Linked DNA regions of Homo sapiens: region 1 is linked to region 2. The links are chromatin contacts, found by Hi-C or POLR2A ChIA-PET in ENCODE. All regions are on one chromosome and are shown on one strand. Each heading gives the region's core, a stretch centred on a gene start or an enhancer-like site at or near the end of the contact. The rest is flanking DNA. Distances are from core to core; before and after follow the strand shown.

What was found. Hi-C counts contacts between places; a loop is a spot of excess contacts on that map. ChIA-PET counts read pairs that join two places held with the same protein, here RNA polymerase II (POLR2A). Pooled maps may share reads with other maps.
Region 1: a map of naive thymus-derived CD4-positive, alpha-beta T cell shows a loop between it and region 2 (6-fold over the local background). The contact joins two enhancer-like sites. A Hi-C loop is called at or near these places in 1 of 168 maps with a recorded cell type or tissue (naive thymus-derived CD4-positive, alpha-beta T cell), 8 of 37 single-sample maps with no recorded cell type and 9 of 50 pooled maps. POLR2A ChIA-PET finds 5 or more read pairs at or near these places in 2 of 52 experiments (H1 and OCI-LY7).

What each region holds. Positions count from the first base shown.
Region 1 is chr15:79,992,050-79,996,778 of GRCh38, forward strand. No RefSeq gene overlaps it. Among named protein-coding and RNA genes, the nearest start is that of BCL2A1, 23 kb to the left of the region's middle. Within about 2 kb of position 1,747, at least 5 of the 41 ENCODE cell types and tissues checked have a DNase peak (open chromatin) inside an H3K27ac peak, as active enhancers do.
Region 2 is chr15:79,678,042-79,683,437 of GRCh38, forward strand. No RefSeq gene overlaps it. Among named protein-coding and RNA genes, the nearest start is that of TRC-GCA5-1, 64 kb to the right of the region's middle. Within about 2 kb of position 2,835, at least 2 of the 41 ENCODE cell types and tissues checked have a DNase peak (open chromatin) inside an H3K27ac peak, as active enhancers do.

The DNA.
Region 1 (4,729 bases), core at 497-2,996, 310 kb after region 2:
AATAGCTCAGGTTTTTCTGTGGTCCAGTAAGAGGACATTGGGTGGGGAAGTAGGGGGAATGTACCCATATAAACTGGATGCATTCATTATGTTTTCATTGATTATTTATTGAACTCCTGCTATGTACCTAGCACTGAGCTGGGTGCTGAAGATGAAGAAAAATCAGACAAGTCCTGCCCTCAAAGAGTTCCCCAGACTAGACTAAGTAGCAATAAGACATAAACAGAAAAAGCTATCATAAAATAAAATAGAAAGCAATGAGTGTAAAAGGATTATGGTAAGGTGACGTAAGAATTTTTCTTTTTTTTTTTTTTTTAGACAAAGTCTCACTCTGTTGCCCAGGCTGGAGTGCAGTGGCATGATCTCGGCTCACTGCAACCTCTGCCTCCCAGGTTCAAGCGATTCTCAGCCTCCTGAGTAGTTGGGACTACTGGTGCGCACCACCATGCCCAGCTAATTTTTTGTATTTTTTGTCTTCAGTAGAGACAGGGTTTCACCATATCGTCCAGGCTGGTCTCTAACTTCTGACCTCGTGATCCACCCGCCTCGGCCTCCCAAAGTGCTGGGATTACAGTCATGAACCACCGCACCCAGCCGTAAGGATTTTTAAAAGGGAAAAAAAATGAATATTTACTGAACATCTAGCATGTGCCAGGATCGCACTGAGAATTCTACAAACCTCATCTCATTTAAAGTTTGTAAAAGGACTTATTAACTGTTTCACGGAGGAGGAACCCAAGACCCAGAACTTGACAGGTCACACAGCTAGTAAGTAGCAGAGCCAGGATTAAAACCCAGGGCCATCTGACTCCAAAATACATAGATTAAATGCTACTTGTAAATTTTTCTGCTAGGCATGGTGGCTAACGCCTGTAATCCCAACATTTTGGGAGGCCAAAGCAGGAGGATCATGTAAGGCCAGGAGGTCGAGATTGCGGTGAGCTATAATCACACCACTGCACCCCAGCCTGGGTGACGGAGTGGAACTTTGTCTTTAAAGACAAAGTTGTCTTTAAAGAAAAGTTTTTTTTGCCTGGGCGCGGTGGCTCACGCTTGTAATCCCAGCATTTTGGGAGGCCGAGGCGGGCGGATCACGAGGTCAGGAGATCGAGACCATCCTACATGGTGAAACCCCGTCTCTACTAAAACACAAAAAATTAGCCGGGTGCGGTGGCGGGCGCCTGTAGTCCCAGCTACTCAGGAGGCTGAGGCAGGAGAATGGCGTGAACCCAGGAGGCGGAGCTTGCAGTAAACCGAGATCGCGCCACTGCACTCCAGCCTGGGCGATAAAGCGAGACTCCGTCTCAAAAAAAAAAAAGAAGTTTTTTTTTGTTTTTCTTAAATTCACATATAATGAATGATAAATGCAACCACTTGATAGCTCTATTCAGCATAACAAACAATTGGGTATCAATCTCATCTCTAACTCTGGGTTATTGGGGCTTCTGCCGTTGCTGGGCTTGGCAGACTATCACGTAGGAAAATGTCCCAAGACTATCTCAACAGGCCGCCGCAGGGCGCCATCTCGTGTTCTCAAATGGAACTGCAGCGGAGGAACCTTTGTAGTCCTGAGCCCCTTCCTCTCTCTCTACTTAATATCAAACTGCAAAGTGCTGCAGGCACCATTACCAAAGGCTTAGCCTGAATTGAGAAAACCAGAGACCTCTGGCAACTCTGTATGGGAAAACACCTGCAAATCAGAGTTGCTGTTCTGCTGTGTTTGCAACAAACGTCCTTCATAATACAAGGAGTTCCTTGTCTGTGACAGACCTTTGCTAAGACACTGGAGATTTGAGAGGGAAGATGTGGCCCTTGAGTTGCTCACAGTCTAGTGAGGGAACAGCCAAATGCATGAAAATCATAACTGCATGTGCCAAGTGCTCTGATAGAGAGGAACACAGAGTGAATTGGAAAGCCTCCCGGATGAGATTACCATGGAGCTGAAGCTTTGGCATGTGTAGGAGTCTGTCAGACTGAGAAGAGGTTAAAGATAGATGATCCAGGCTGAAGGATGGGATAGAAAAGTGAACAGAAGCTGGGGCAGAACTGCAAGTGTTTCAATTTCAGCAAAGTCCAGTTAACAACCAGTGGAGGAAAGGCCACAGGTGGCCAGGGGCCAGGTCATAAAGGATCTTCAAGTGATGTTAAGAAGAATAGACCTTCTCCTGCAGGCTATGGGGCTTGGAGCAAGTCACTGACTCAGTTAGATCTGAATTTTATTTTATTATTATTATTATTATTATTATTATTATTATTATTATTATTGAGATGGAGTTTCGCTCTTGTTGCCCAGGCTGGAGTGCAGCGGCATGATCTGGGCTCACTGCAACCTCTGCCTCTTGGGTTCAAGCCATTGTCCTACCTCAGCCTCCCGAGTAGCTGGGATTACAGGCGCCTGCCACCATGCCTGGCTAATATTTTTTGTATTTTTAGTACAGAGGGGGGTTTCGCCATGATGGCCAGTCTGTTCTCGAACTCCTGACCTCAGGTGATCCACCCGCCTCGGCCTCCCAAAGTGCTGGGGATTACAGGTGTGAGCCACTGTACCTGGCCTAGATCTGCATTTTAGAAAGAATAATCTAGTAACAGAGGAGAGTCTGGAAGGGAGAGGACCAGAAACCAGGAACCTGGTTCAGATGCTTTCGTAATTTGGTAATCCCCTTTGTAACTAGAGAAGACATACTTGAGACCCAAATTAAGGTCAAGATCATCAGGGTGGAGACAAAAAGACAGATCTGAGAGGCATTAAGGAAGCAAAACCACAGTGACCGATGACTTGGGAATGAGGAAACTGGAGGAGTTGAGTAAGTAAAGGATACACTCCTGAGGGCAGGTTTGATGGAGAGGATAAGATCCGCTTAGGACATGTGGAGTTGGTATTGAAGGAACAAAGGAGGCAGTTCAGTGGGTCTGGAGCTTTGGAGAGATGTTTCAGCCAGAGACTGGGAGTCATTCACATATTTATAGCTCTGAAGTCTTCGAAGAAATTGAAATCACCCATGAAAAGCGGGTCGTGTGGGACGAGAAGAAAAAGCATAGGATAGTACCTGGGGGACCTTGGATGTTGTTTTCAAGCTTCTAGAAAAGGAGCCTGTACAAGATCAAGAAGGTGGCCCAAAGTGGTAGGAATGAAAAACAGGCACATATGGAATATATACTTCTGAGAGTACCGAAGATTTTCCAAAGGGTATCCAGGAATGGAACTTTAAGAGAATCTTCAATTTCGTGTGTTCTCTTTTCTAAGCCAGATTGCTTGCCAATGAACCAATATTTGAAGGATTGTGCTGTGGGTTTTCTTTCCTACTTCCTATTCCACAATCCTAGTCTGCCACTGTGGTGCATTTTTCCCCAGGGTATGAAAATCTAGGGTGCCAGAGCAAAGGGACAGCTCAAAGTTTTAGTGTAGACAGTGACAGCATCACTAGGAACCAATCAAATATCAGCTGATACACTGTTAAAAGCAATTCTGATGATAGATTATTATGTGATTTTGGGAGGAGATTTCTAATTGAATGACATTTATATAACAAATCTTTCCTTCCTATCTACTTATTTTGTTTTAAAAAAATTTCTCAGTGCTTATGGTCATAAAAAAAATAAACAAAAACAGAAAAAAGAAAAAGTGATGCTGACCCCTAGCAAAAAGAAATAGTCACTCATGGATATATAAACAAATAGATAACATAATTTTTTAAGTCCTATCTGTCTCATTAAGAGATGCATCCCCAGCCGGGTGTGGTGGGTCACGCCTGTAATCCTAGCACTTTGGGAGGCCGAGGCGGGTGGATCACCTGAGGTCAGGAGTTTGAGACCAGCCAGGCCAACCCGGTGAAACCCCATCTCTACTAAAAATACAAAAATTAGCCTGGTGTGGTAATGTGGATGCATCATCCCCAACAAAAGTATACACTTTCATATTAAGATTTATAAGATACTTGTTATTTTGAATACTAATAATTATTACAATGATAACTGCATCCAAAAGAAATTGCTCTTCATCTGACCCTTTTCCATTTAGTCCTGCTGTGAAAATCTTTGTCCCGGCCCCTGCCCCATGTCACTCGTCAGTTTCCATGATTCCTCCTCTCTGTTCCAGGCTCTCCCAAATCCACTCCCATCTCTCAACACCCCAAGACTGATCTTCCTACAGTCTGACCATAGGAGTCCCTGGGAACCCAAAGTGTGGGCCCTGGGGCTCCAGCATCAGCATTGGCATCACTGTGGATTTTTTTTTTTTTTTTTTTTCGAGACGGAGTTTCGCTCTTGTTGCCCAGACTGGAGTACAGTGGCGCAATCTTGGCTCACTGCAACCTCTGCCTCCTGGGTTCAAGCAATTCTCCTGCCTCAGCCTCTCAAGTAGCTGGGATCACAGGTGCCCGCCACCACACCTGGCTAATTTTTGTATTTTTAGTAGAGACGGGGTTTCACCATGTTGGCCAGGCTGGTCTGGAACTCCTGACCTCAGGTGATCTGCCCGCCTCAGCTTCCCACAGTGCTGGGATTACAGGCGTAAGCCACTGCACCCGGACCCAGGATTTTCATTTTGGTTACAATGCAGCTCAGCAGTCCTCCAATGGAATACTGAATAAACAAACTATAGTACATATGTAAACAGAATACTACTCAGTAATAAAAAAAAGACTGGGCTGGGCACGGTGGCTCATGCCTGTAATCCCAGCACTTTGGGAGGCCAAGGTGGGCAGATCACTTGAAGTCAAGAGTTCGAGGC
Region 2 (5,396 bases), core at 1,585-4,084:
GCTGGGATCTGAGTGTTGAAGAGAAGCCAGCTGTGCAGGAGTCTGGGGGAAGAACACTCCATGCAGAGGGAATGGAAAATGCAAAGGTGCTGTGGCTAGAACAAACTTGGAAGATTTGAGTGTTTGTGAAATAGAAAATAATAATAATTAATTATTATTATGTAAATATATTATGTGAGTATATTATTTATATTATTTAAATGATATATATTACATAATGTATAATTAATGTCATAATATAATAAATATGTTATTGTAATATAAACATAGTATTACATATATGTAATGTGTGAGCAGCATCATGCAATGCAGAGGGCATGGGGGGTATTCCCCCTGGAGCAGGTAAAATTATGAGGTTAAGTAACCATACATTGATAAGCTATATACAATGTCTTTATCTCTCCACTCAATTTAGAATCTCCAGTACATGTGTATTACTTGGAATGCCAGGTATAAGACAACAGCTATTTATTCATTTCACATTTATTCAATACTTACTTTGTGCCAGATGGAAGGCTAGAATAGGGATAAACAAACTTTTTCTGTAAAGATTGTGAGAGTGAATATTTTAGGCATTGTAGGCCACATAGGCTGTCTCTCACATACTGTTTTGTTCTTACCATGCTCTAAAAATGTAGAAACTGCTCTTAGCGTTAGGGCTGTACACAAAGAGCCTGCCGGTTAAGTTTCACCTGTGGGCTATAATTTGCCAACTCCTGGACTTAAGGTGAACAAGACATGTCCCTACCTTAAAAATGCTCTAAATCTAGTAGGGAAGAAGATAAGAAATTATAATACAGAGTGACAGAGAAGACTTCACAGCAGAATGAGAGGAAGGGAACTTCCTGCATTGTTATAAGGAAGGGCACTTAACTCTATATTGGAAAACCAAAGCATGCTTCCTACAGGAAGTGCCATCTAAGGTAATGAGTAGAAGCTGACCAGGTGAAGAGGGGAAGGTGAATATTCCAGGTTGAAAGCCAGCATTGGCAAAGGCCTGGAAATGAAAGAGACCACAGGACAAATTCTGGGAACTGCAGATCTCTTCATTATCTTTAAAATCAAGGGCTATAAACTCAAATTTCTATAGAGGCCAGGTGGGTACAAATCACAGAGTACATAAAGCAGGCTATGGAAGGAGCCACAGCTCAGCAAGAACACTGCTAATCTTGGTGCCAGTGGCAAGGACACAGTAGGAGGTGATGGAGACGGTGCCCTGTCTAAGGGGCAGCTGGTGCTTAGCTTCTGCCTACTGGGGATGTGGCCCAATGTTAGCAAATCTGATTTTTCAGAAGACAAAAGAAGATGTTGATAGCTTTGATAGTTTCGAAGTTTAAATATCTTTGAAATATTCCATATTGGCACTTGCCTGTAGTCCCAGATAGTTGGGAGAATTAAGTGGGAGGATTACTTGAGCCCAGGAGTTTGAGCAGTGAGCTGTGATCATGCCACTGCACTCCAGTCTGGGTGACAGAATGAGACCGTCTCAAAAAATGTATATATACATATATTAAATATATACAATTTTTTCAAAGATTGGTGATGCATTTTTATTCATTTTAACCACTGTGAAGAAACATGTCTGCACGCCAACTTTGTCCCGCTGGCCTCTGGTTTGCAGGCTCTGGGCTTCATCAAAAAGGACCAGAGATGAGACTAAAAGGGTCAGTCAGGGTCATGTATACTGGCTGATAAACAAAAAAAAGAAGAAGAAGCGGAAGAGGAAAAAGAAGGAGGAGGAAGAGGAGGAAGACCAGAGGAGGAGGAGAGAAGAAAAAGGAAAGGCTGGCCACTTCTCAGAGCTCAGGTGTAATTTGATGCTATGGTGCGTTGCATATTTTTTAAGGGAGAGGTCATGTGGATCAGCTAAGCTGTGAAAGTTGAACTTGTTTTTTTCACCAAATGAGTCTGTTCATTTATTCCTTCATTAGCAAATGTCTACTGCACACCAACCATGTGCCAGCTCCCTTCTAGGCATTTAGTGTACATCAGTGAACAAAGCAGACTGATCCTTGCCCTCAAAGAATTTCTGTTCCAGGGAGTGAGAGGTGGTAGAGGAAGACAAAAACATTAAACGTAAATACATAAATCAATGTTTTAGGAGATGATAGGTTTCATAGAGGAAATAAGGGAAGGCATGAGGGATAGAGAGGAGGTGGAGAGGAACATGTAGTTGCAACTTGAAATAGACGAGTCAGGGCAGGCCTCCTGGAGAACAGAATTACAGATGAGGGAGTTGGCCATGCAGATATCTGGATCAGCATTACAGCAGAGGGAACAGCCAGTGCAAAGGCCCTGAGGACCGAGTGTGCCTGGTGTGTTGGAAGACCTACTAGGAGACCATGTAGCTAGAGGATAAACAGGGGGAGAGCAGTAATAGCAGCAGTAACAGTGGAAGGTAGAAAAAATAGTATTGGCTAACTCCTGCAGCTGTGTGCATATCTGTCAGAAGAAGAAAACCTCCATCACCCACAAAAGCCTCTCTATAAAGATACCGTCTCCAGCAACTGTTCCAAGGAGGCTATCAGCTTCCAGGCAGGCCCCAGGGCACTCTAGCCTAAGCCTGACACCTCGGAATCCTAGATTCCTAGACCAGTCAGTGGTCCTCAAACTAGGGAAGGCACATCTCTAGGGGTTGTTGGAGACTTTCTAAGGGATACCTGGACATGGACGGGCTAAAAGGAATCATCGCCCAAGCACTCAGCCTCTGTGTAATCTGTACTAAAGCTGATCTGCCAAAGAATGACCCCCTTGCTCACCAACCCTTTGTCCACTTGACAAAAGAAAAGTAAAAGCACGCCCATCCTCAGTCTCACTACGAGGCATTGTCGAAGGTTTAAAAGCCTCCAGAGCACCCAGCAGGGGAAAGCCCCTCAGTGAGTCACTGCAGCATCAGATCCTTGGGGCTTCCGGCTTTCCTGCTTACTTATTTTCCTGTTGGGGTGCAGGAGTGTTAGGCATGCAGCCTCCTTGGGATGTTTTGAATTAGGTAAGAGTAGAGAGCAGTAGTGGGAGTAATAACAATTTTTGTTTAAAGACTTTGCCTCTCCTGTCCCCAGGCTATTGTCAAAGAACACATTGCTCTTAAGGGAGAATCTTGTTAGAGCAAAACAGACAATGCCGGCAGAGAGAGGGAATTTTACAATCTGCCTCTTTCACATATTTAAACATAGGCAATCGCCTGGCAAGGTGGCTACAACTCCACCTGCCAGCCGCCATGCTTTCCATGAACTCCACCGTGTTACTTGGTCCAGATTAAGGAATAAGCTTTTGTGGAGAGGAGAATATTCACAAGGCCTGAGCCAATAAGGGAAGAGGGGCCAGGCTCCCAGGCTCCTGTGGGCCAAGGCCTGGGGATTCACTGGTCAGACAGCCCATGTCTACCTTCCAGGGGAGGAGTTGTGTCTGGGACTGGGTCATTTTATAGAGCATCCGTAAGAAAGCAGCCTTGCCCATGGGGGACAGGTTGTTTGGGGCTTGGCATTTGGCTCTGATGTGCCAGCTGTTTACTGGGGTTGTCTGGCCTGCAAGCCGGCCAGCACCTGGGGCCTTGTAAAGTCCAGCTCTGTCTATCCGGGAAGGAAGCCACCAATCCCTATACCTCCCCAGGAACTAAATAGCAGGGACAGGGAACCCCCGTTCTCTTTCTTTGCTCATTTCAGATTTCTCCTTCCCAATAAAGCTCCTAAACCCATACCACGGGACACTGTGGAATTTGTTTAGAGCCCTGAACATTGGAAGTGGTGACCCCTAAGGGACCCAACAGCCCCTTGCAGATGAACACTGCAGAGAGAAACCCTGCATGCTGAGGTTATGGCCTTTTGGAAAGAGCAGAAAAGATGAAGTAGGTTATTCCAGGGATGGGACATGTGCCCCATGGAGTAAAAGATGTCACTGGGATAGCAATCAGGCTTAGTTGGACCACTTCAAATGGAGCATGACATTGGAAGAATAAATGATCAGGTGGCTTTCGTGTCTAAAAGTCAACACAGCCCTGGAGGGGAAGTCATCCAGCACTGGGGGATGGTGGCTGGGGGCTGCGTGGTCTGCCAAAGGCACCAATATCCTCCCACCTCACTATGGGTCATGGGTGTCTAGGAATCCCCTCCGAGATTGCTAGCAGGGTTGCAGCAGCCTAACACCTTAGAAATCACCCAGGAGTTTGGAGAGGTCTGGTATAGATAGGGATGTAACAACACTTAAAAAAATTAGGGTTCCCTGTCCTTCAGTCAAACCACCACCACAGGAGCAATGGCTGGATGCAGATATGAGTTTGCATCCAAAGAGTCAAGTAAATCTGCAGGCAGGCAGGCAATAGGGAGGGGTGACCCAGGGCCCTGCTGCAGAGCACATGGCTGGACTGATCCCAGGAGGGGTGGGGGACACTCGTGCCTTCTGGAAATAGGTGTCTGGGAGCAAAGAGTTCTCCAAAATGCTGAGTCCTCTGGGACACAGCCTGCCAAGTAGGATGAATCTCTGTCTGGAATGGAGGGGTGGGAGGAAGAATGGGTTCTGGGCTTTGGGCCAAGTTCGTGGGGAGCTGGCCAGCCACTGAGTCCCAAACGGGACTCAGAAAGTTCAGACTGAAGTGAACAGAGTTAGATGAGATAGGAAAATTAAAGCAATTGTTAAGGAAAGAAAACATTCAGAATTTTAAATATTCAAGGAGCAGGAGGAAATCATGTAATGAATTGGGTGAGGAGCTTCTGGAGGGGAGGACCCAGCTCTCCCTAGAGGTCAGGGTCCATCCTCCACAACCCCCTTACTCAGAGCTGCTCACAGATATTGTTGACAGCATCTGGCGCCACCCCCATCAGGTACCAAGGGTCCCTCTCCCCTGCTGAGTCTGTTCAGACATGGGGCACTGGGGCTTCCGAGTCCCTCTCCCCTGCTCTGAGTCCGTTCAGACATGGGGCACTGGGGCTTCCCCGCCACCTTCATCCAAGTGAGGCATTACACCAAAAATCAGAGGAACCTCAGATATTCAAATGTTCAGCATTTTTCACCTCCTATTAGCCAAAGAGAAAATTATAGCATAACTTCCAGACTGATTCATTTTTTAGCAATTGGATATTGTTCTCTTTCACTTACCATATAAGGAAAGTTTGATCATGCTGTTTCATAACATTGATGGAGTTATTACTCATCTTTATATTTGACTCTTAATTATTCTCCAAAGCAGAAGAACAATGTTTGATACATGCACGCATCCATATTTAGCAGATCTAGTTTACAGAAGTCCTTTGACATACATATAACAGTGACCTATACAAATTCAGAACAGAGGAGCTACATATGGATTTATGATCTTGTTCTTATTAATATTGTGAAATGGATAAATCACATTAGTGCTGCATCATTTTAACCTTGACTTGACTGATTTTATTATCTATCCT